Regions from separate parts of the Homo sapiens genome. Here all the other regions are linked to region 3. A link is a loop called in an ENCODE intact Hi-C map of the cell type or tissue named here. Cell type or tissue: heart right ventricle. All regions are shown on one strand. Links, peaks and the distances in the headings refer to the core of each region. The heading gives the core; the rest is flanking DNA.

Region 1 (7,682 bases), core at 2,138-4,637, 110 kb before region 3:
CAAGACCATCCTGGCCAACATGGTGAAACCCTGTCTCTACCAAAAATACAAAAATTAGTTGGGTGTGGTGGCGGGCGCCTGTAGTCCCAGCTACTCGGGAGGCCGAGACAGGAGAATCGCTTGAACCCAGGAGGCAGAGGTTGCAGTGAGCCAAGATTGCACCCCTGCACTTCAGCCTGGGCGACAGAGCAAGACTCTGTCTCAAAAAACAAACAAACAAAAAAAAAACAAAAAAAGAATTTGATTGAAGTCTTCCATGTCTGTCTTTAACATGCTCCATCTTCCCTCTGCCTTCTTGAACCTACGGAACGTGGCTATATGAACAGCTTAATGTCCCTGATGAACCCGCTCATCTGTGCCATTCTGAGTAATTGTATTGGTTGATCTCAGGATGGGTTCTTTTTCTCCTGCTGCTTTCCAGGCCTGATCATTTTTGTTTGGATGCCAGACATTGCGAATTGTATCTTTTTTTTTTTTTTTTTTTTTTGAGACTGAGTCTCGCTCTGTCGCCCAGGCTGGAGTGCAGTGGCACAGTTTCGGCTCACTGCAACCTCCGCCTCCCGGGTTTGAGCCATTCTCCTGCCTCAGCCTCCTGAGTAGCTGGGATTACAGGTGCCCACCACCACGCCCAGCTAATTTTTTGTATTTTTAGTAGAGACGGAGTTTCACCGTGTTAGCCAGGATGGTCTCCATCTTCTGACCTTGTGATCCACCCACCTTGGCCTCCCAAAGTGCTGGGATTACAGATGTGAGCCACCGCGCCCGGCAGTGAATTGTATCTTGTTGTGTGCTGGATACTTTTGTATTCCTATAAATATTTTTTTTTTTTTTTGAGATAGAGTCTCACTCTGTCGCCCAGGCTGGAGTGCAGTGGTGCGATCTCGGCTCACTGCAAGCTCCACCTCCCGGGTTCACGCCATTCTCCTGCCTCAGCCTCCTGAGTAGCTGGGACTACAGGTGCCCGCCACCACGCCTGGCTAATTTTTTTTGTATTTTTAGTAGAGACGGGGTTTCACCGTGTTAGCCAGGATGGTCTTGATCTCCTGACCTCGTGATCCACCCGCCTCGGCCTCCCAAAGTGCCGGGATTACAGGCGTGAGCCACCGCGCCCGGCCGTATTCCTGTAAATATTCTTGAGCTTTGTTTCACCCATTGTTAAATTACTGGAAAGGGTTTGATCCTTCGGAGGCTCGACCTTGAGTGTTGTTATCATGTTAGACTAGAGCACCTTCTGTTCAGGGCTAATTTTGCCCCTGTCCTAAAACAATACCCTGCAGGGTACTCCACCCGATACCCCATGTGTTATGGGGTCTTTTCACTGTGGCTGATGGCGGCATGAACTACTCTCAGCCCCATATAGTTACAAGGACTGCTCCCTCTGCGACTCCCCTGTGGTCCTTTCCCAGCCTCGGGTGGTGTCCTCACATGCATGGGCTGGTCAGTCCTCGGCTGCTGAGCGGAGGGGACCCCCCTGCCGGTCTCTGGAGCTCTCCCTCTCTCTGTACAACTCTCTCCTTTCACCCAGCTCTCTCCCCTCCGGCTCTTTGTCCTGGTCTCCCCAACTTTTCAACTTTGTTTTGTCAACTTGCAGGAATGGGGACTCTCTTTGGGTTTCCCCTTCCTACCTTGAGGCCTGGCAGTGAGCTGGAGCCACTGTAGGGCTGCCTCCCTCGCTTCCCATCTCTCAGGGATCACTGTACTATGCCGCCTGGCTTTCGGTGTCAGAAAACCGTGTATTCTGTACATCTTAGCACGAGAGCAAATGCAGCCCCTGTTATTTCATCATGATTGGAAGCAACAGTCCCTTAAGGGTTTAATAACTATTTCTTGATGAATGAATGAATGATGCTCCCAGGATGCCTTCACGCAAAAGGCTTTTCTCGCCCTCAGACTGATGACAATTGCCTTAGCACCATGAGGGTCGGGCAGCTTGTCCTCTCTGCCTCCTTCTGCAGTGTCTGAGCCACGTAGGCCAGATGGCTGGCGTGAATTGACCCCAGAAGTGCAACTGGAAGGTCGGCAGGTCTCAACACTTTGAAGGCCCTTGTCCCATGTGACCCTGCTGCTTTCTGGCTCTCGTGGAACAGCCCTCATGTCCAGCTGGACTCCTGTGGCCAAGGAGGGGGCAAGGAGAGGAGGGGACGCTGGCAGTGACCAGCCCTTGCTGGTCTCCACCTCAATGAAGCCCAGGAAGAGGGGCTGGAAGCTCTCCCCTCCACGTCCTCTTCTGTCCAACGAGGACACCCAGGTGGCCAGTCAGCCCTAGACCTGGTGCTCAGAAGGGGCCCTTCTCCCCGAGGCTCCATCAGCTTACTGGGCTACAGCCCACACGGGACTGATGGCACGTCCCAGCCCTATGTTCAGCCCCTGAAAGCCTGCGGGGAGGGTCCAGAAGTCTGAGCTGGTGGAGCCCCTGCATGAGGGGCCTGGGGGGCTGTCTGCAGGAGGGCATCAAAGTGACAAGCTGCAGGCTCCACTGCAAAGAAATTCTGGAAATCTGGGCATTTCTGGGCCGTTTTCCCCGCATGTGCAGGGACTCTTGCGGAAGTTATGGAGGAGTGCTCTGTCCTCGGGGGAGCATCCCAGCCCTGCTGTCTGGGCACTGACACCCTAGATGGGGCCTCACTGGACTTTGACCTCACAGAGGGGGAGGCCCTGAAGCTCGGCCCAGTGCATTTAAGGTGCCTTGCAGGCTCACAGCCTTGTGCCAGGTTGGGAGAGGAGGGGACAAACAATAGTGAAAGAGAAGAGAGGTCAGGGTGCCCAGTGTGCACAGCCAGGCAGAGGGGGCTCTCCCGAAAGGTCAAACAGAGAGGGGAGGCTGAGGACGGGGAGAGGACCAGATTCCTCCACCTTGCTTCCCCCAGCCCCTGCCACGGCGTCAGAGCAATGGCCCTTCATAGAGAGACCTCAGAGTGCCCCCACCCCTGTCACTGGGAGAAGGGCTGGGTGAGACGGGGAGGACAGGGCCATGGGGCCTGATGGAGAGGGAAGGGGCTTTCAGGGATCCGGCACTGTGGCCAGAGCATTGAAAGGTTCCAAGGGCGCTGTGCCCCTTCCACCCGCCCTCCCTCCTGGGCAAGCCCGGGCCCCCGGGTGGGCGCCTCGGCTGTTTGGGATGATGGATCGTGGCGTCTGCCCTGATGCAGCAGATGTGGGCTGCACTTGGCCTCAATCGCTCCCCAGGGGCCCCGATCGATGGCGGCCTGTGCGCGGCCCCAGCAGCCTGTGATGAATGGCTGGAGATTGATTTTCACTTAATTGACAATTTGGTGAACCTGTTTGCAAAATCCCAGGTTGGGCCCAGACAGTCTCGAGGTTATAGTTGGTCGAGTTGATGCTGCTTGGGCCAGAGTGGCAGCCAGGGGGCAGTAGAGGCCGCCCAGCGATGGGGGACCCGGCTGTGCCCGGGCTGAGCTCCCCTCTGTAGACCCAGCAGGGGCAGGGGTGCCAACCCAGATCGGGAACCCCCAGAGAGGTGGGCCCCAGCACTGGTGGTCACTAGGGCAGGTTGGCATCCCGGGCAGGGGTTTGATCCTGGCTGGGCCCCCCTGCTGTGTCACCAGGGCACTGCCTCTGACCCTCCCTGACCCTCCGTTTCCTCTTCTGTGAAGTGGAGCCCACCTGGCGCAGCCCAGTCCCCCCATCGCTGGGGGCCTGTGCTGCCCCCTGGCTGGCACCTGGGCTCAGGCATACCCTACAGCCCCATCTCATTGCAGAGGCTGCCCGCCCACCCTCTGGTCAGCCACAGAGGACCCCACACTGGCCCCAGGGCAGCTCCCCTCCCACCTGGTGGCCCCATGCTGACATGGCCCTGGGACCCCTGCAGATCCTGTGGATGCCCCTTTCTGCCCCATCCATCTTCCCCACGGGCCTGGGTGACACAGCCAATCAGATGAGGTCACTCCCTGCCTAGCCCCTTCTACTTAGGTCCCCACCGAGCCTCAGACCCTGTCCTCTCCCGCCAGCTCCCACCCATCCCCCTGTGTTCTGGGCGCCTCTGTCTCCTCCATGTGGCAGCCTCCTTCCCACTCCTGGGCACGACGGCTCCTGCCAGCCTCAGGGCCTTAGCACTTGCTGTGTTCTGTGGCTGCAAGGCCTCTTCAGTGACCCACACAGGGGTGGTTCCAGTGAGGCATCAAAGCTTCCGTTTAAATGTCCCCCACCCAGGGGAGGCCCTCCCTGGCCCACGTCTCTGCCCCAGACAGGCCCTCTCTCGTCTCTTCCCACCTCCTTTTCTTCAGAGCCCTCATAACCAGGTCAAAGTCTCTTCCTGGTATGTGGCTTGTTTGCCCGCCTGTCTGCTGGTCTGTCAGCCCTGTAACCCAGGGGCACTGCCTGTGTGGTCACCTGGCTCTCCTGGCCATGGCCAACCCAGCCCTGTGTCTGCTCAGCCGGCACCCAGGAAGCGCTCTCAGCACCTGGGCCAAGCCCTGCAGATGCTGTTCCCAGGGTGACATGGAAACACCCTGGAGCTCACCTTGCCACCTGCCCCTGAACTCATTAGCAGGGCCAGACTTGGGAACTGTAATAGGACCCTCGGGTAATCCCCTCCGGGGGCCGCCCCAGACAAAAGCCCAAATTAAGTCAGCAGAATCGCAGGGGAGAGGCCAAGGGGCTGGAATTTACCCACTAAGAGCAAACAAAGAATCTCCCGTCTCAGAGGCAGAGGCTGCTTGAGGTCTAATTTCCATTCCATGCAATTTGACACCACCCAGGAGCCCCTTGGACTGGCCTGCCTCCCTGGTCAACGAGAAAGCTCCCAGCCCATGGATTGGCACCCAAGGTTCTTGGCAGAGCCTCACCATGGCTGCAACAGGGCCCATGGGCCCCACCCCTGCCCTGGGACAGAGCCACAGCTGGGCAGAGGGTGGTCCCTTCCCGTTGTGAGGGGTGCTCAGGGGACCTCTGGAATCTGCCTCCCAGTCTGAGCTTCAGAGGCTGTTCTGAGGAGGCTGGCAGTGGTCTCGGAGGAGATGTTGGACACTCCAGGGGCTCCCACTGTGCTGGGTGTGAGAGACAGGGTGAGAGGGAGAAGCACAGCCTTTGACATCAAGGCCCTTGGCGTGGCCTTGGTCCTGACTCCCCTGTTGCTGTGTGAGCAGTTCTAGCAAGTGGCATCACCCCAAGAGGCTCAGTTTACTCATCTGTAAATGGGGCTGGTGTCCCAGGGAACAGATCGTTATAAGAATCCGCTAAGATGTCTGGGGTCCCTGCTTCTCTTGGGGCTCTGTGGTCGTTGATAACAGTGTCTGATGAGGGAGCCCCATGTATAAGCCTGAGGGTGTGCGAGTCGGGGATGGGACCCTCGCATATACGCTGGCACTGTGGGGAGGGAGGCCATTGAGGGCTGGCACTGTGGGGAGGGAGGCCATTGAGGTGTCGGCCTGGCCTTGCTCCATAGTGACCAGGTAGCCTCTGAACTTGCAAAGAGTGTGTGGGTCAGGGCAGGGGTGGAAGTCCTTCTTTCTGGTGTGCCGCAGCCCTGGTGAGGTCGACGCGCTGTGGCTGAGCAGGTTTTTCACTCCACTGCTCACACCCAGCGCCTGACGCACCCCAGGAGGTGCAGGTGAGCGGCCAGCGTGGCCTGTCAGGCCATGGGCTGGGGCAGACACAGGCACTGCCTCCAGCCCCCTCGGATAACAGGAGAGGCGGCCGTGAACCCTGCTGGGTTCATTACTGAAGACCGAGATCATCCATTCCTCCCATCTGTGGTTTCCTGAGGCCTGGACAGCTCAAAGAGCCCGAAACTCACCTGGAGCAGGTGCTACTCTGCAGCCGGGCACAGGTGCACCTGGTGGACACTTAGAGACATCCCTCTGAGGACAAAATGCTTCCCTTTGGAGAGCAGGAAATGCAGCTGTCAGTTCGCCCCTGGAGTCCTCCAGGTTCTTGGCCCACCTGGCTGTCAGGAGGAATTGCTCTGAATTCCAGAGTTTTACAGGCTTCCTTGGAGACAGCAATTGCTCTGAATTCCACAGTCTTAGAGCCTTCCCTGGAGGCCCATGCAGGAGGCCCATAGAGTAGAGCTGAGGCCCATGTGACAGTGGCAACAGTGCTGCGGCCCACTTTCCACCGAGGGAGGACACGTGAGACCCTGGAGGCTCTGGGGAGTGGGCTTCACCCCAGCTCACTGTCAGCCCAGGAGCAGCAGACCCAGGATGCAGTGGGCTGGATGTGCCCCCAGAAAAGGTGTGTTCAAGTCCTAGCCCCTCTGCATCCTGGGAGTTGACCACATCTGGGAAAGGTCTTTGAAGAGGTGATTAAGATAAACATTTTGAGATGAGATCCTCCTGGATTAGAGTAAAACCTAAATCTAATGGCAGGTGCCCTTCGAAAGGCAGAGGGACACAGAAGGAAGGGGCCATGTGAAGACAGAGGTACAGACGGAGCAATGCGGCCACAAGCGAAGGAATGCCGGGGGCATCAGAAGCTGGAAGAGGCAGGAAGGATCCCCCCTGGAGCCTCGGAGGGAGCCTCAAAGGGGTCCCTGTGACACCTGGTTTCCGACTATGGCCTCCGGAACGGGGAGAGGATCCATGTCCTGTCTGGCCTCCGGAACGGGGAGAGTATCCATGTCCTGCTGTTTTAAGCCCCTAGTTTGTAGACCTCTGTTACAGCAGCCCCAGGAGACCCTGACACAGACCCGGGTGTGTGGCCGAGGCCGCGCATCCCTGCTCCTTGTCGCCCCCGAGCCAGCGCTGCCTTCCCATCTGCAGCAGCTCTGCTCAGCTCCTCAGCCCTTTCCCTGCCGCAGCATCTTCCACTGTGACCCCATGGGACCCGGCCCCACAGCCCAGGCCCGGCACGCTCGAGTGACTCCACCCAAGGTGGGCCACACAGAAGGGGTCCAGGCAGGTCACAGGCACTGACCCCACATCAGGGAGGCCTGGGGCAGGGTCTCAGGGAGCAGGAGGAGAAGAGGGTTCAGCTGGGAGACAGCAGGCTCAAAGGCCCTGAGGCTGCAGACTCAGAAAGGAGCAAGTGTCTGGGGTGTCTGGAGTATCTGGGGTGTCTGGAGTATCTGGGGTGTCTGGAGTATCTGGAGTCTCTGGGGTGTCTGGAGTGTCTGGAGTATCTAGGGTGTCTGGGGTGTCTGGAGTGTCTGGAGTATCTGGGGTGTCTGGAGTATCTGGGGTGTCTGGAGTGTCTGGAGTATCTAGGGTGTCTGGGGTGTCTGGAGTGTCTGGAGTATCTGGGGTGTCTGGAGTGTCTGGGGTGTCTGGAGTATCTGGGGTGTCTGGAGTATCGAGTGTCTGGGGTGTCTGGAGTATCTGGGGTGTCTGGGGTGTCTGGAGTATCTAGGGTGTCTGGGGTGTCTGGAGTATCTGGGGTGTCTGGGGTGTCTGGAGTATCTGGGGTGTCTGAGTATCTGGAGTGTCTGGGGTGTCTGGAGTATCTGGGGTGTCTGGGGTATCTGGAGTATCTGGGGTGTCTGGAGTATCTAGGGTGTCTGGGGTGTCTGGAGTATCTGGGGTGTCTGGGGTGTCTGGAGTATCTGGGGTGTCTGAGTATCTGGAGTGTCTGGGGTGTCTGGAGTATCTGGGGTGTCTGGGGTGTCTGGAGTATCTGGGGTGTCTGGAGTATCTAGGGTGTCGAGTGTCTGGAGTATCTGGGGTGTCTGGGGTGTCTGGAGTATCTGGGGTGTCTGAGTATCTGGGGTGTCTGGGGTGTCTGGAGTG
Region 2 (7,682 bases), core at 2,581-5,080, 140 kb before region 3:
CTGAGTGCGGTGGCTCACACCTGTAATCCCAGCACTTTGGGAGGCTGAGGCGGGTGGATCACCTGAGGTCAGGAGTTCAAGACCAGCCTGGCCAACATGGTGAAAGCCCGTCTCTACTAAAAATACAAAAATGAGCTGGGCATAGTGGTGCATGCCTGTAGTTCCAGCTACTCAGAAGGCTGAGTCAGGAGAATTGCTTGAACCTGGGAGGCAGAGGTTGCAGTGAGCTGAGATCGAGCCACTGCACTCCAGCCTGGGTGACAGAGCAAGACTTGACTAAAAATTAAAATAGAATAGAATAGAATAGAATAGAATAGAATAGAATAGAATAGAATAGAATGGAATAATGGTTGAGCTTTGCGAAAACACTCTGGTGGTTCTTCAGACTCTGAAGCACAGTTACCATGTGACCAAGCAATCCAATTCCTGGGTTCAAACCCAAAAAAATGAAAGCAGGCACCTGCAAGAACTTGCACAGGAATGTCCACAGCAGCGTTACTCACAAAAGCCAAAATGTGGAAACAGCCCCAAGGCCCATGGATGGGTGAGTGGATAAACAATAGATCTATTGAGGGAACTGTGATGTGGGCCTAAAAAAAAAAGGAATGAGTGGCGTGATCTCGGCTCACTGCAGCCTCGAACTCCTGGGCTTATGTGTCCCTCCCACCTCAGCCTCAAGTAGCTGAGACTACAGGTGCACACCACCATGCCCAGCTTATTTATTATTTATTTATTTTTTGAGACAGAGTCTCACTCTGTCACCCAGACGGGAATGCAGTGGCACGAACTCAGCTGACTGTACCCTCCGCCTCCCAGCTTCAAGTGATTCTCGTGCCTCAGCCTCCCGAGTAGCTGGGATTACAGGTGTGCACCACCAGGCCCGGCTAATTTTTGTATTTTTTAGTAGAGGCGGGGTTTAACCATGTTGGCCAGGCTGGTCTCGAACTCCTGGCCTCAAGTCATCCACCTGCCCCGACCTCCCAAAGTGCTGGAATTACAGGGTGAGCCATTGTGGCCAGCCTAATTTATTTATTTTTGTAGAGACCGGGTCTCACTGTGTTGCCCAGGCTAGTCTCAAACTCCTGGGCTCAAGCGATCCTCTGGCCTCGGCCTCCCAAAGCGTTGGCATTACAGGCATGAGCCACTGCACCCAGCCAAATGTTCGAACAGATATCTGGGAACCCAGCAGCCAAGTCAAGTTGACACATGAAATTAACCATCACTCCATCCTCACGATTCTGAACCGCACGCCTCAGTGGCATTAAGTGCATTCACGTTGCTGTGCAAACAACATCTTCCTCCATCGACACAGCTTTCCCTCTTTCCAAACTGAAGCTCTGTTCCCACCCCCTCCCCCCGCCCCTGGCGTACACGCCTCTGCTGTCTGTCTCCAGGGCCTCTCGGAGGAGGAATCAGGCAGGCCTTGCCTTTTCATGGCTGGCTGCTTTCCCTGAGCACAACATCCTCCAGGCACGTCCCCATCGTAGCTCGTGCCAGAATTTCCTGGGGTTTCTTTCTGAAGTGAAGAAAATGTTCCAAAATTGACTGTGTTGATAGTTGCACACATCCGTGAGTATACAGAAAGCCATTGAATCATACGCTCTAACTGGATAAATTGGATGCGATGTGAGTTCTATCTCAATAAAGCTATTATTTAAAATATAGAGGTCAGCTGGGTGCAGTGGCTCACACCTGTAATCCCAGCACTTTGGGAGGCCGAGGTGGGCTGATCACCTGAGGTCAGGAGTTTGAGACCAGTCTAGCCAACATGGCGAAACCCTGTCTTTACTAAAAATACAAAAACTAACTGGGCGTGTTGGTGCATGCTTGTAGTCCCAGCTACTCGGGAGGCTGAGGCAGGAGAATTGATTGAACCTGGGTGGCGGAGGTTGCAGTGAGCCGAGATTGCGCACTCTAGCCTGGGCAACAGAGGGGGACTCCGTCTCAAAAAGCAATAAAAATGAATAAAAATTCAAAATAAATAAATAAAATATAGAGGCTAAGTGCAGGCCGCCTGCCCCGTCATTCCCTATCTTGTGAGGGGCTGAGCGCTAGAGACCAGAAGCTGTGGATTTTCCAGCCAGGCCCTATTGGCTGAGGCACACGTGTGGCTCCCCCAAGACAAGAAGCTTCTGGAAACTCATGGCGCCCAGCACCGAGCCAGCGAGCCAGCTTCCTTCCCTGCTAAGCCCATCCCACCCCGGCAGAGCTCCCTTGTCTCTGCCCACCCCAACCCGGAGGCTGCTCACCCTCAGCTCCTGCCCAGCTCTGGCCTCCTGGCAGCATAGCGAGCTTTCTAGAGCATTCTGGAGCTTTCCAAGGCAGCAACTGCAGTCCCAGCCATTCTCCAAAGCTTAATTCTGCTCTCACCTAGTCCCAGCTGTGACCAGTGCCCGCCTCAAGAAGCCTACAGCCCAGGGCCCGCCCTCCCTGCAGACCGGACAGCAACGCCACCTCTGGGAGACTCGTGGGGACGGGGCCCAGGGCAGGCTCACAGTGGGAGGCTGGCAGCACCTACCCGGGGCAGGGCCTCCTCCTGCCACTACCACGTCAGGCATCACTGAGAAGGAGGCAAGGCCTAGAGCAGTCGGCACCCTCTGCAGAGCTGGCACATCCAGGGAGCTTAGGGTCCCTGCATGCTTCTGGGGTTCAAAGGGCAGAGGGTGTGAGGGGCAGCAGGGAGGCTTGAGACCCTCTGGACTTCGAGATCACCATTTCTGCCCCAAAGCCGATGCCTCCACCAGCACTGGCCCCTGCAGTCCTCGCAGCTCCCCTCGAGCTCAGGAGAAGCCCGCAGGACCCCACTCTCCCTCCCAGGGCTCCCTCTCCACCTCCTGGGGCTCCCTCCCTCCCCAACCTCCCCACACTCCCCAGGCTCCCACACTTGCCAGGCCCTTCCCCCAGCCTAACCCTGGCTCACCATTTACTCAGCCTATTTAGCATCGTAATGCAGACTGGTTGTGCTGGGTCCTACAGGTATTGATTTTGCTCTATTTTACTGGTTTTAACTTAATGACTAGAAACCCCAAACAAATAAAATTTCCTTTAAAAACTCAGAGAGATCAATGCTCATGGGCCAGAATCCCTATTCTACGAGCCGAAGGGACAGTCCCCTGGGTTCTCCGCATCATCGCTCATGGCCAGAGGCTCCCCGGGGGCTCGGGAAGGATCCCTGGGTGGGGGTGGGGGCAAGCATACCCCACCTGCTCAGGGCGGCCGCGTCCCTCCTAAAGCGAGACCCCCACCCTCTGGCTGGTGAGGCTGTTTAAAAGCCTGTCTCCAGGTTGTAAAACTGGAAAAATTTAAAACTTATGATTCATCTGTTTCCATGTGTCCCAGGCGGCCTCTGAGGTTGGCCGGGCTCTGAGGCAAGGAGGGGTCCCGACCCTGGGCATGGATGCAGATGTGGAGGACCTCTCGGAGCACGCAGGTGCTGAGGCCCCCAGCCCAAGCCGCCAGGACGGTCCCCATTCCTGGCTGGTGGGCTGGGCCACAGGTCAGTCCGTGCCCCATGGCCTGGGGGACACTCCTCCCGTGCCCTCCTGCGGGCTGCCCAGGGCGGCTGCCTTTGCGATCCCCAAGGTCTCCCAGAGGTCCTGGGGTGGCAGGGGCCCCAGTTTATCCAGTGGAAGGGGAAACTGAGGCAAGGTCCTGGACAGGGAGTCCTGGCTCTGCCTCTTCCCGTGAGACCTGGAACAAGTCTCCCGCCCTCCTAGGGTTCCAGGCTTGTGGTTGTGAAACCAGGGGGCGCTCAAGGGACACTCAAGGCTCTCAGTTCTCCCCATCCAAGTCCTCCAAGTCAACAGGACCCCCAGGAGTGGGGGAGAGGAGGAGCAGAGCTGGCCGGGGGCCGGGGTGGGGAGTGGAGGCCTCGCCCTCCCTTGACCTCCCGGATCTGCCCCTGTGCTTCCGGGAGGGTGAGGAACCAGCAAGAACCCCCACCCCCTGCACCGAGGTCCCCAGGCCAGGCCTGCAGCCTCCCTGGAGGGAGCCCTTTATTGCCCCTCCCCAGAGGCCCAACCCAAGCTCCTCACCCTGATGGCATTCATCCAAGAAGCCAGGATGAGGGTTCCCATCCCCACTGCTCACACTTGGGAAGGTTTTAAAACCAGCTGGGACCAGTTACAGGGACAGCAGGACTTCTGTGCCCACTGGGGCCAGCCCAGCTACCTCCAGGGGGTCTGGGTTGACCTTGGCCTGGGAAGCCTGTGCATGCCGGGGAGGGGGCACTGGGCTTTTCGCCTGCTCCCTCAGCCCAGTCTCTGGATTGCACTGGCCCCCAGCAGCTGGAATCCCTGCTCCCCGGAGGCCCACCCATTTCTGCAGCCCAGCCCCCCACCTCACCCCTCTCCCTGCTAGCATTTAGGCAGCTCCAGGGACACCCTGGTCACCCCATCCTGACTTGGGCAGGATCATAGAGCATATGATTTAATCTTCTTGTGCCTCAGTTTCCCCCTAGGTGCACTGGGTCCATGCCTCTGGGCTGGCAGAATTTGACTGCTGGGACACTTAGGCCCCTGGAGGAGTCAGGAACAGCCCCCTGGCCGGCTCTGCAGTGCACACGTGGTCAGGCCCTGAGGTGGTATCTCCTGCAGGTCTGGAGAGAGGCTGGCAGGTGGGTGGAGAGGCTGTTGAGAAGGGCACTGCCAGGGTCCAGGGCAGAGTCTCCACGTCCTACCCACCCACATGGGCTCCCTGGCTGTGCGCTCTGCAGAGGGTGACACGTCCAAGGAATGGGGAACGCAAGACTTCCCTCTGCTGGGTCACGGCTCCATCTCCAAGTCTGGGCCAGCAGCCGGAGGGCTGGATGCTATTTGCAAATTAGTGTTTCACCATTAGACTTTCGGCTGTGGGAGGTGGTGACAAAGACCTTGGCCCCCCACACTTAGCTCTTGGGAACGGCTCTGCCTGGGTTCCCCCGAAGCACAAGCACATGTCACCCGCCACCCACTCCGGGCCCTGTGGGTCCAGCTCTGCAGCCCAGCCCACCACTTACAAACACAGTAGGTCAGGCAAGAGGCTTCTGCTCCCAGGTCTTGATTTTCTCATCCACACAACGGGCCTGAGCTCTACTGTGGAGGCCAGGACAATGGCAAGGACTGGAGGAGGTAAAATCCCGGGACCTCCAGTCCAGTGCCGCCCCACGTCCTGGGGATGCTGTGTGGATCGAGCATTACAAAAGCATTTTGTAAGAAGGTGTTTGGGGGACTCCAGCCCCACTGGACAGATGGGAATACTGAGGCCCCAGAAGGCACCTGTGGGAAAGATGCAGGCTCCAGTCCTGGTTGCGACACAGACGCGTGCCTCTCGGATCCTCTCTGCCCGCCATTTCCCCAGGGGTCAGCGTTCTCAGGAATGCTCAGGGCCTGGCGGCCCACCTGCTCAGAAGGCCCAGGCAGCTCTGCCAAGGCCAAGGGCAGCAGAGACCCTCCAGCAGGCCAATGTGCCCAAGAGTCCTCGTCCTCCAAAGCCCAGTAGCTTAAGCACGATTGAGGGATTCTGCAGCTGTGTTTCTGTAAGGAGGAAATCATTGACTCTGGTTGGGGGCAGGGCATTTGGGGGGCATACCTGGAAGGGGCACCATCACAGGAGCTGGGAGGCTGGCACCTGGACGGGTCCCATGGGACCCACTGAAGAGTGACCTACATGTGTGAGTGGCCCATGGCTGGGACTTGGAGAGGGGCAGGGAAAGCAGGGGTGCCGTTCCAGGCTCCCAGACAGCGTCTGCTCCGGGCAGAAATTGTTTATGCGTCACCCACCCAAGGCTCCCGGGGCTGGAGGGGCAAACCCACCCACTCCTCTCTCCCCTCCTCCCCTTCCTCGTCCTCCACGCAGTGGGGGCTGCCTGGCTTTGGGATCCTCTTCCATTTCCTCTCTGCAGACATCACTCCTGGACCCAGTCCCCAATCCCTGGAAGGTTCCGGAGCCTGAGATGCTCTCCCCCCAACTCAGCCCATAGGTGAGACCTTGGCCTCCCTCACCTGCTAGGAAGCCCCTTGCTCGGGCTGCCTGCCCTTGGGGCCTCCAGGCAGAGCTGGACTGAATCTACTTGAGGGAGTAGCACCATCCAGATGGGCCCCCAGTGGGCCGGGGAAGGGCAGGAGACCTGCACCTTGCCAGCTGCCCTGGCTTCCCGGCACCCTGGGGGCTGGTGGAGCCCTGTTATCACTATGTCGGGGAGCAGAGCCCTGGGGTCAGGATGTGGGTGGCAGGAGGGCTTGGGGAACTTGGCTGTGGACATCTGGCCACCTGATTTGGAGCTGGGCAGCACTGGGCAAGTTCTTCCCTACCCCTGGCCTCAGTGTTCTCAGCTGTAAAATGGAATAAGGACAGGTTGTGAGGCTTAAACAGTATAAAGTGAGGGAAAAGGCTTAGCTCATTCAGTCCTGAGAGTAGCCACCCCGAGGAGGCCTGAGGGAGCGCCTCATAGACGATGCCTGTCTCCACACTCAGGTGGTTCTAAGAAAGAAAAGTCATCGGAGGACCCGTCCGGCTGCCACTCCAGCCCCAGCAGCCACCCCTGGTCACCAGGCCCGCACCTCCGACCCCCTCCTCACTCAGGCCTTAGAAGGAAAGAGCTGCTGCTTCTACAACGAGGATGCAAGACCTGGGCGGGACCCCCGGCATTCCGGCTTCGCCGTCCTTCTTTCCACCTCCAAGGGCAGAGCCACAAAAGGAACTTTCTGAGCAGAGCCCAAAGAGGTCCCTGAGGTCCCTGGAGCCTCCAATGGGCCCCCAGAGTCAGGGCAGAGGTGGCAGGTAAGGAAGTGTGGACATGTGTGTGGTGTGTGCACAGTGTGAATGTGCTTGTGTGTGTGCATCTGTGCATGTGTGTGTGTGTGATGTGCAAACGTGCACAAGTGCATGGGTGAGTGGTATGTGCGCACACGTGCACGTGCACACGCATGTAAGCATGTATATGCACGACCTGCTGTGTGCAAACCCGTGTGTGCTGTGTGGTGAGTGCACATGCCTGTGCAAGCAAATGTGCACGCATGTGGTACAGTGTTTAAGCATGCACATGTGATATGTGGGTGCACAAATGCATACGTACATGTGTGATATGTGCAATGTGTGTGTGCATGGCCGTGTGTATGAGTCCACGCACGCCATGGGAGAAAGGAGCCCAGGCTGGCTCCAGGACCCGCAGAGCCCCCCTTGCTGATGAAGTTCCCAGGCCCAGGCCACCCCCGTGTGGAGGAGGCACCGGCCACGGAGTCGTGAGTGGGCAGAGCTCCTCTCCCAGAGCCTGGCCAGGGCGGGCCCCACTTCCACCCAGCTGGTGCGTGCCCCTGCCTCTCAAAGCTGGTTTAATCTGATTGCTGCTGACCGGGTGAGAAGCTCCCTACCTGCCAGATGTTCTCCAGGATTCAATTGTTAATATCTTTCATCAATTATTGAAGGGGAGGGCTCCCTCTTTTCTTAAAAAAAGCAGCAGCACCGGCGCACAGGAGTGGCTCAGGTTACCCGGTCTGCAGGTGCCAACTTGGCTGCGAGGAGGGCAGGGAGGAGCTGAGCCCCAGGCCTCTCAGTGAGCTGGGTCAGCACCCCTGGAACAGCTGCCCGGGAAGGAGGGTCCCTTAGCTGGATGGAAGCTCCTCTACTGCAGCCCCTCCCTGCCTGGACCTACAGGGACTCTGATCTCTTGATCCTCACAACAGCCCCCCAGGGTGCCTGGCGGA
Region 3 (7,682 bases), core at 3,222-5,721:
AAAAACTGCCCCTTCAGGCTGCCCCTTCCAAGGAGGAGGCAGAGCCTGACTCTGACCTCACCCCCTTGGGAGATCCTGGCCAAGACGTGGCTGTCCTGCAGCCATTGGAACTGTCTGTGACTCACAGCAGCCAGCCCCTGCCCATCCAGCCTTCAGGAAGGGCGGTCAGCAAATCCAGCAGTGGGAGAACGGAGCCCCATCCCAGCCCATACCCGGGCACTCTGGGAAGCTTGCTGCACCTCCCTGGGCTGCACTTTCTGGGAAGAGAAAAGGTGCTGCTATGGTTTGAACATTTGTCCCTCCTCATGTTGAAATACAAGGCAATTCAGCCATGAGGCGGCAATTCAGCCACAAGGCGATTCAGCCATGAGGGTTCCACCCTTGTGAATGGATGAGTGCCATCATTGTGGGTGCAGGTTCACTATAAAAGGAAGAGTCCCACCCCGTCGTCCTCTCTCCTTCTCGCCCTCCTGCCTTCCTCTCTGTGTTGATGCAGCAAGAAGGCCCTTGCCAGACACCGGCATCTTGTTCTTGGACTTCCCAGACTCCAGAACTGTGAGCCAATACATTTCTGGTCATTATAAATCATCCGGTCTCTGGGATTCTGTTACGACAGCATAAACAACCAAGGCCAGAGGCCCACGGGGGCCTTCCTGGCTCTGAACTGCCGCCCCACCCCACCGGCACATGCGCTTTCTGCCTCTTCCTGTTGAATTCTCCCCTTGGCACTCATGCCTCAGATCCCACACACTGTGTATCCTCACTTGCTCATCTTCTTACTGCCCACTTGCCCTGAAACACAGGCACTGTAAGGGCCGGGGCCTGCTCTCTCAGTGCCAGGCAGGCAGTGATGCTCAGAGGGTGTGTGTGGAAGGAAGGGGCAGGTGCATACCAGGGCTGCAGAGGCTCCCACACCCTGGAGACTGGGAGAGTCTCCCAGGGGAGGGGCCGGGGTGGGGAAGACGCAGACCCTTCCTCCCTCAGAGGGCTTCAGGTGTGAGCCCGACAAGCCCTCCCCTCCATACACACAAGCAAGCATGCACACACACATGCACGTGCACACACACACAGGACCCTCTCTGCTGGTCCACAGAGAACAGCTTCCCTGAAGCTGCCAGGTGTGGCTCCAGGGCCCTGGGTGGATGCTATCAGTTGGGGAGGACCCGATGAGCACTCCCAAGCCCCACAGCCGGGAAGCAGACTCCAGGAGGGCTCCAGCCCAAGGCTTTGAACCCAGACCAGGACTGGAACCCTTCTCCTCCCCCTGGCACTGGCCCTGCAGCAGGAACACCTGGGGCTCCGCCCACTCCCCCAGGCCTTCCTCAGGCCTCCCCGCTGCCAGCCAAGGAGGGTGCAGGTTGTATCTGGGGCTGCTCTGGGGTGGTGGTCCAGGGTTAGGGGTTGGATGGGGGCCCCCATTCACTCAGAATGCACCCTCCCACCATCTCTCCCCCAGCCAGACATGAATGTGTTTTACTCCAATGCTCAAAACCTGTTCTTTTGAAGAAAATCAACAGACAATGATGAAGCGGCAAACGGGGGTCCCCCACTTCTGAGTCCACACTCAGTTCCCATGGCTGCACCAGCCCCTCCAGCTGCCCTGCCAAGCCCCCCAGCCAGGAGGGTCCTACAGCGCAGCCCACGCCAGCACGAGGCCCTCAAGCCCAGGGCTTCAGCAGCTGCTGGGTCCCTTGGGCACCAGGCAGTGGGCACTGCTCGTTGGAAACCCCGGATGAAAACACTCAGTAGCAGAAGAAAAAGTCGAATCCGAGCTGATGGGACTGTAAGGAAGCGCCCTAGGAGGTGGGCTGGGCACAGCGGCACGGGGCATGGCTGTCATGAAATAAGCACGTGGGTCTCATCCACCGAGGGCCCATCACTGCAGGTGTGGTGAGCACAGAGCACGCAGAGGGTCCCGAAAGCCTCTAAAACCTTTAATAACGAGGCGTGGATGCTCTCCACGTGGAAAAGGATTTCTCTACCCCGTAGGGCCAAGCTCGAGTGCTAGGCAGTGGAAGGTGTTCTCGGTGGATGCCCCGGCCACCCGACCAGCCAGCCCAGGGCCTGTCCGCAGGGTCGCCCTTACCGCAGCTCCGGGGGGTGCAGGGCGCCACAGAATCTGCCCCTCCGACCGACGGCGTCTCCTCCAGTCCCAGGGAGCCCCAGATAGGGTGCAGCGTGGCTGGGCCCGCATATGAGCTGGAAGACACAGGCACACGTGTGGCAGGGCCAGGCCCGTGGAGGAGACAGGAGGCAGGGAGATCCGGGGGACAGCCCCTCATTGAGCAGGAACCTGGGCTCCCGTGGCCTGGAGCAGCTCTCAGACCCCCAACAGTGTGCCCAGGGTGGGACCCAAGGGCCAAAAGCCTGGCGGGGGAAGGGCCTGAGGCCTGGGAGCCAGGAGGCAGGGGTGAGCGGGAGGCAGGGGTGAGTGGGTGGGGCCTGAGCATGCGTCCCAGCGTGGTGGCGTGGGCTGAGGTGAAGCCACCAGCCCACATCTGGGAAGCGTTGGCGCCAAGCCTGGCTGCTCGGAGCTCTGCACTCGGACCCCAGGGGGAACAGGGGTGTGCACGGTCAGCTTCCGTGGCCACCGTTGGTCCCCAGGGCCAAGATCAGAGTCTTCCCAGCCAGCGTGGTCATCGGGACCATCTCTACCATCTACTAAGGGCACTGCCCACCAGGCCCAGAGCGGAACGGGGTCACGCATCAGCTGTGACCCTCACCCCACTGCTCAAGGCTGGCACTGGAGACTGCAGGGCAACCTATCTGGGGAGCACCCGGGCTGTGACCATGGAGGCAGGTACAACTGGACCCACACACCTGCCCCCACTCAAGCTGGCCAGCACGCAAGGCTGACAGAGCCAGGAGCCAGGTGTGGCCACTGACCTTTCTCCCAGAGGTGGCCAAGTGGTGAGGGAGAGCTACCAGGCACGGGGAGGCAGTGCTACTGGGATGAGGGGTCTTTGGGGTGCACAGAGAGACGGGTTTGTGGGCGGAGCATGTGCTGAGCCTGCATCCGGGGCATGTGGGCGGGGCATGTGCTGAGCCTGCATCTGTGAGCACGGCTCACCTCACTTCGCATTTCTTATCAGGGCCCCCATCTGTGCTTCCTGGTACACAGTGACCCAGAACCCACTGGAGTGGCTGAAGATGCTGCCCACACCTGTGGCCCAGGGGTTGTTAGGCAGGGGGTAGACACGCCCTCCCTCAGCAGCCCGCAGGGCCCACAGGTGTTTGTCTCACACCTGCTGTGGGCAGGAGCTGTGCAGGGTCTGGTCATGGTGGTGACCCACCTCCCAACCCCCGCCCGCATTCCTGGTGCTGCAGGGGAGCTGGACGTGTGCCCAGGCCGTGAGGGGCTGCATGGCACCTGGGAGCACAGGCCTGGAGAAGTGTTCTGGAACCCGGGCTGGGTGGCTAGAAGCCCCAGTGCCTCCACCACTGAGTGCTGGGCTCCCATGGGACAGAGGGGACAGACTCACCCCAACTCAGAAATCAGTCTGAGGCCGGGCACAGTGGCTCACGCCTGTAATCCCAGCACTTTGGGAGGCTGAGGTGGGCAGATCACAAGGTCAGGAGTTCGAGACCAGCCTGGCCAATATGGTGAAACCCCGTCTCTACTAAAAATACAAAAATTAGCTGGGCGTGGTGGCGGGTGCCTGTAATCCCAGCTGCTGGGGAGGCTGAGGCGGGAGAATCGCTTGAACTTGGGAGGCGGAGGTTGCAGCAAGCTGAGATCAAGCCATTGCACTCCAGCCTCGGCGACAGAGCAAGACTCCATCTCAAAAATAAAAACAAAACAAAACAAAAAAGAAACCAGTCTGAGAGGCGGCCGGGATCTGGGGCACCCGAGAGGCTCAGCGTGGGAAACGCACCAGATGGCAGCAGGTGGAACCAGCAGAGGCTGTGTGCGCCAGCCCTGAAGCTCCAGCCCCTCAAGTGGTGAGTGGCAACGGACAGGCCAGGCCCCTTTCCTGGCTGCCCGAGCAGCGGCGGAAGCCTTGGCAGGGCCCAGCGAGCCTCTGAGCCTCTCCCTAATCCCTGCTCTCCACCAGCCCGGGTCCCTCCGGGCCACGGTTCATGAATATGATTCCGCCTCCTGCTGTCTCTCTGCCGCCTCGGCAGGGCTGTGGGGGTGGAGGGCACAGTCCAGTGCCCAGCCCTGATGGGAATGTCTGGGTGCCATTGCCACAGGGAGCCCTGGCCGCACCTCTGCCCCTCTGGCTGCACCCAGGCTGTGCCAGGAACGCTGAGACCTCAGCCTGGGTCTGGCCCTGGGGACAGATCTAGCTGGTCCCCCGGGAGCCCGGGGCACTGAAATTAACCTTTTCAAAAATTCTCACTGCCTCCGCCTCTGCCTCCCACCCCTTCTCAAGGGCTGGGCAGAAGTCGTCCTGGGCATTGCAGGCGACAGAGGCGAGGTCTGGCCCGATGCTGCCCTCTTCTGGTCACAATGGCTCAGTTCCATGGGCCGGACTGGGCCTGGGCAGCAGGTGGGGTTGGGAGTGAGATGGGGCACAACCCAAAGGCCCTGGCGCAGGCACCAAGCCCGCCATCCCCTGAGGGCAAAGGGGGCTTCAGGAGAGGAAGCTGGTGGGGTTTCCTAGGAAGGATGGGCAGGGGAGACCTCGGGCCAGGAAATGTCCCAGCAGGAGGAGAGGGGAGGGGAGGGGCAGGGAAAGGAGGGAAGGCTGGGCTTCGGGAGAGGGCGCCTCCTTCCCCCACATGTGGACTCTGGGCAACAGCCCCTCTGCTGCAGTGCCCACTGCCACCCTAGGGCTACACGTGGTGTCTGCCCTCATGCCCTCGGCCACCCAGCAGAAGACAGCTTGGTGGAGGTGGGTGGCATGACCCAGGCCCTGATGTCTGGGGAGCCCACGTCTAGGTGTCCCTGGTGGACCTGGCCACGCATTGAGGGTGCACAGAGCTTTCCCGAGAGACCGCCGCCGGCCTGGCCTCCTGCTTGCCCCGCCCGTGGTGCTGAGTTTTCGAGCCCGGGTTCCGGGGCTGCCTGGGAAGCAGCTGCTCAGGTCAGGCCGGGGTCCCTCATCCAGGGTGCTTCCGTCAAGGACAGAGGGGTGAGAGTGGCCGGGAGTGGCCCAAGAACGCCTGGCAGTATGCGGTGTGCAGGGAGCCGCGGGGACCAGGAGGGCACTGCTGGCCAGGAGGCCCTGGACAGGGATCCCGGCCCACACCAGCAAGAGCGAGAGGCCGGCTGGGCAGGTGGTGGGCTCGGAGGAAGATTTTTGGTGGGGGGCAGGTGTGGAGGGGGTTTTTTCAGGAGAGGAGATCCAAACGTGTTCACAAATCCCCAGGAGGGACTCAAGGCCACAGCTGCTGCTGAGGCTTAGGTGCTCGGGAGGGAGCGGCCGCCTCGTGCACTGCAACCTCTGTCACGAGCATCTAACTCAGTTTCCACCTGCAAAGCCCCCATGGACCAAGCCTGCTGGGCTCCGCTTCAGCCTGGGGCTCACTGGGGCTGCAGGCGCTGGGGTAGGGCAGATGCTCCCCCAGGGGGAGGGAGTTGGGCTGAGAGGGGCCTGGGGGCGCGGGACAGGCACAGTGTCCCCGGGAAGGGGCTTCAGATGTACCTGTGTGACATGGCCCCAGAGGAGGCTGCAGCCCGTGCTGGGGATGGGAGCCAGGTGTGTGAGGCTCCATGGACAGGCAGCCCTGAGAGCTCAGGTGGGGTCGCCGGGCCCGGATGGCAAGGACCACCCGAGTCACTGTCCCTGCACTCAGTCTGGAGCAGCAGGCAAGAGGGAGCTGCACCAGTGGCGTCCCCGAGGCCCGCAGCCAGTTCAGGGGGCATTCGTGGGGGGAGTGTCTGACGCGGGGCTTCCCTGCCCCGGCCAGCGTCCGAGCCAGCACCACCTGCTCCGGGTCCCTGGCCGCAGCCTCTGGACCAGCATGACGGGGACACATGGGGGTGAAGTGAGAGGCAGCCCGTGAGCGTGGGCGGGCAGGTGGGCAGGTGGGCAGGTGGGCAGGTGGGCAGGCGGGCAGGTGGGCAGGTGGGCAGGTGGGCAGGTGGGCAGGTGGTCTTACCTCCCCGCAGAGGGGCTGAGGGCCTGGAAGGGGGCCACGCCTCTCTGCAGCCTTTTGTCTGGTTTCACGTCCACGTGTCCCTCCTCTGGAAAACCTTGGAGAAGAGGGCACCTGGCTTCACTCCCTGGTCAGCCGGGAGCACGGGACGGGGGACCCAAGCCATCACAGCAGGAGAGGAGCCTGAGACACACCTGACAGGGGTGGGGGTGTGGCAGCCTCCCTGGCCCTCAGGCCTCTCTGCTGGAGGAAGGGCAGGGAGGCAGCAGGGAAGGAGCCACTGGAGCGGCCTCACCCTTCTGGCCAGAGAACAAGACAGGAGCAATAGCTGCTGCGGGTGCCATGTGCCACACAGGAGAGCTCACACATCCCACAAGGATGAGCCCACACACACCACATGCCACGTGGGAAAGCCCACGTACACTATGCTGCTCAGACCCCCTGGACTGTTGTCCTCCTAGCCCCCTTTCCAGAAAGGAAACCAAGGCTCAGAGAGAAAATGGGGTCCCCATTCCTCCCAGCCCACAGGACCCCCTGGCCACCCAGCGGTCACCGTGTCCCGGGTGCCGGCCTACCTCGGGGCTTGCTCTCGCAGTGGGCCCTCGGGCTCACACTCTGCTGTTGCTCCCAGCTGGGGCCCCACGACAGTGTCTCGCCGTCCAGGAAGTAGGTCGGGGGCAGAAGGGGCTGGGGCTGCATGCTCACCCACTCCCCAGGTGCCCCTCTGCCCCAGTTGGGCCCCAAGGCTCCAGGGCAGGCTGGGGTGGCAAGCGTGGGGGTGGCGAGCGTGGGGGCGGCAGGTAGGCTGTGGGGGCACGAGCGCAGCAGGCCCACAGCTGGGTCCCTGACGGTGTCCAGCGCTTCGGCACCCTGCAGCTTGGCGGTGAGGCTATCGACCCGCTGCTTGAGGACTTTGGCTGTGGTCTCTAGCGCCTGCAGCTGCGCCTGCTTATGCCGGAGGTGCAGGGAGCTGGAAGTGCCCAGGTGCTCAGCCTCCTTTGGGTCCAGGTAGATGCACATCCCCCGGGGTAGGTAGCGGGTGGTCAGGTCCTGGAGCTCCAGGGATCCCAGAGAGGGTGAAGCTGACAGCAGCACGGGGGCATCCCGGCCATCTTGGGGGCCCCCCATCCCTGGGGGATCTAGGGTCTCAGCATGGTTCCAGGCTCTGTTCAAACACAGGCAGAAGCTGCAGGAAGAGAGACGTGGACAGATCAGCTCAGGCTCGGTCGCCCCAGCAGGGCACGGAAAGCACGCGTGTTTTGCAGGTGTGAGCGTCACAGCAGCGTCTGTGACGGACCCAGTGTCTGTCCGCAGGGACCAGGGAAGCGGTGACGGTATCCACACAACAGACCACACAGCTGCCGCAAAGAACAGGGCCAGGCGTGAGCGAGGGGGCAGAGGAACTGGATCCCGGGCACTGCCGGTGGGGTGTAAAACCGTCCTGCTGTGGCCAGAGGCAGTTTGGTCAAACATAGAACAACCACGGGTCTGGCAAGTCTGCCTCTGGCCACGCACCCAGAAGAGCTGAAGTCAGAGTCTCAAAGACATCACCCATGTTCACAGCAGCCTTATTCACAACAGCCAAAAGGTGGAAACCACCCAGTGTCCATCGAGGGACGAACGGAGAAGCAAAATGA

Evidence for each region. Hi-C counts contacts between places; a loop is a spot of excess contacts. Peaks named below come from ENCODE experiments on the same cell type or tissue, not always from the same donor. Only the 100,000 strongest peaks of a DNase experiment are listed, where the experiment ranks them.
Region 1: it touches region 3 in a loop (13-fold over the local background); 62 of 110 quality-filtered maps call a loop at or near these places.
Region 2: a loop joins it to region 3, with 5 times the contacts of the local background. A loop is called at or near these places in 77 of 110 quality-filtered maps.

What each region holds. Positions count from the first base shown.
Region 1 is chr9:136,167,093-136,174,774 of GRCh38, forward strand. No RefSeq gene overlaps it. Among named protein-coding and RNA genes, the nearest start is that of LHX3, 34 kb to the right of the region's middle. RefSeq lists enhancers at 2,003-2,654, 2,655-3,305. In heart right ventricle, for the core only: a CTCF peak has its summit at 3,369 (motif pointing right); no DNase peak of the experiment used is centred there; H3K27me3 peaks cover 2,029 bases.
Region 2 is chr9:136,139,727-136,147,408 of GRCh38, forward strand. No RefSeq gene overlaps it. Among named protein-coding and RNA genes, the nearest start is that of TMEM250, 25 kb to the left of the region's middle. RefSeq lists a silencer at 5,479-5,791 and an enhancer at 7,074-7,682. In heart right ventricle, for the core only: a CTCF peak has its summit at 3,720; no DNase peak of the experiment used is centred there; H3K27me3 peaks cover 1,826 bases.
Region 3 is chr9:136,279,465-136,287,146 of GRCh38, forward strand. CCDC187 (coiled-coil domain containing 187) reads right to left here. Exons shown (of 26, transcript NM_001378188.1): 8 at 6,621-7,231; 9 at 6,049-6,142; 10 at 2,087-2,199. LOC124902308 (a long non-coding RNA gene) reads left to right here and starts at 3,779. Exons shown (of 2, transcript XR_007061862.1): 1 at 3,779-3,942; 2 at 7,360-7,682. RefSeq lists a silencer at 4,317-4,376. In heart right ventricle, for the core only: CTCF peaks have their summits at 4,440 (motif pointing left) and 4,639; DNase peaks (open chromatin) are centred at 3,987, 4,222 and 4,437; H3K4me3 peaks cover 681 bases; H3K27ac peaks cover 683 bases; H3K27me3 peaks cover 1,249 bases.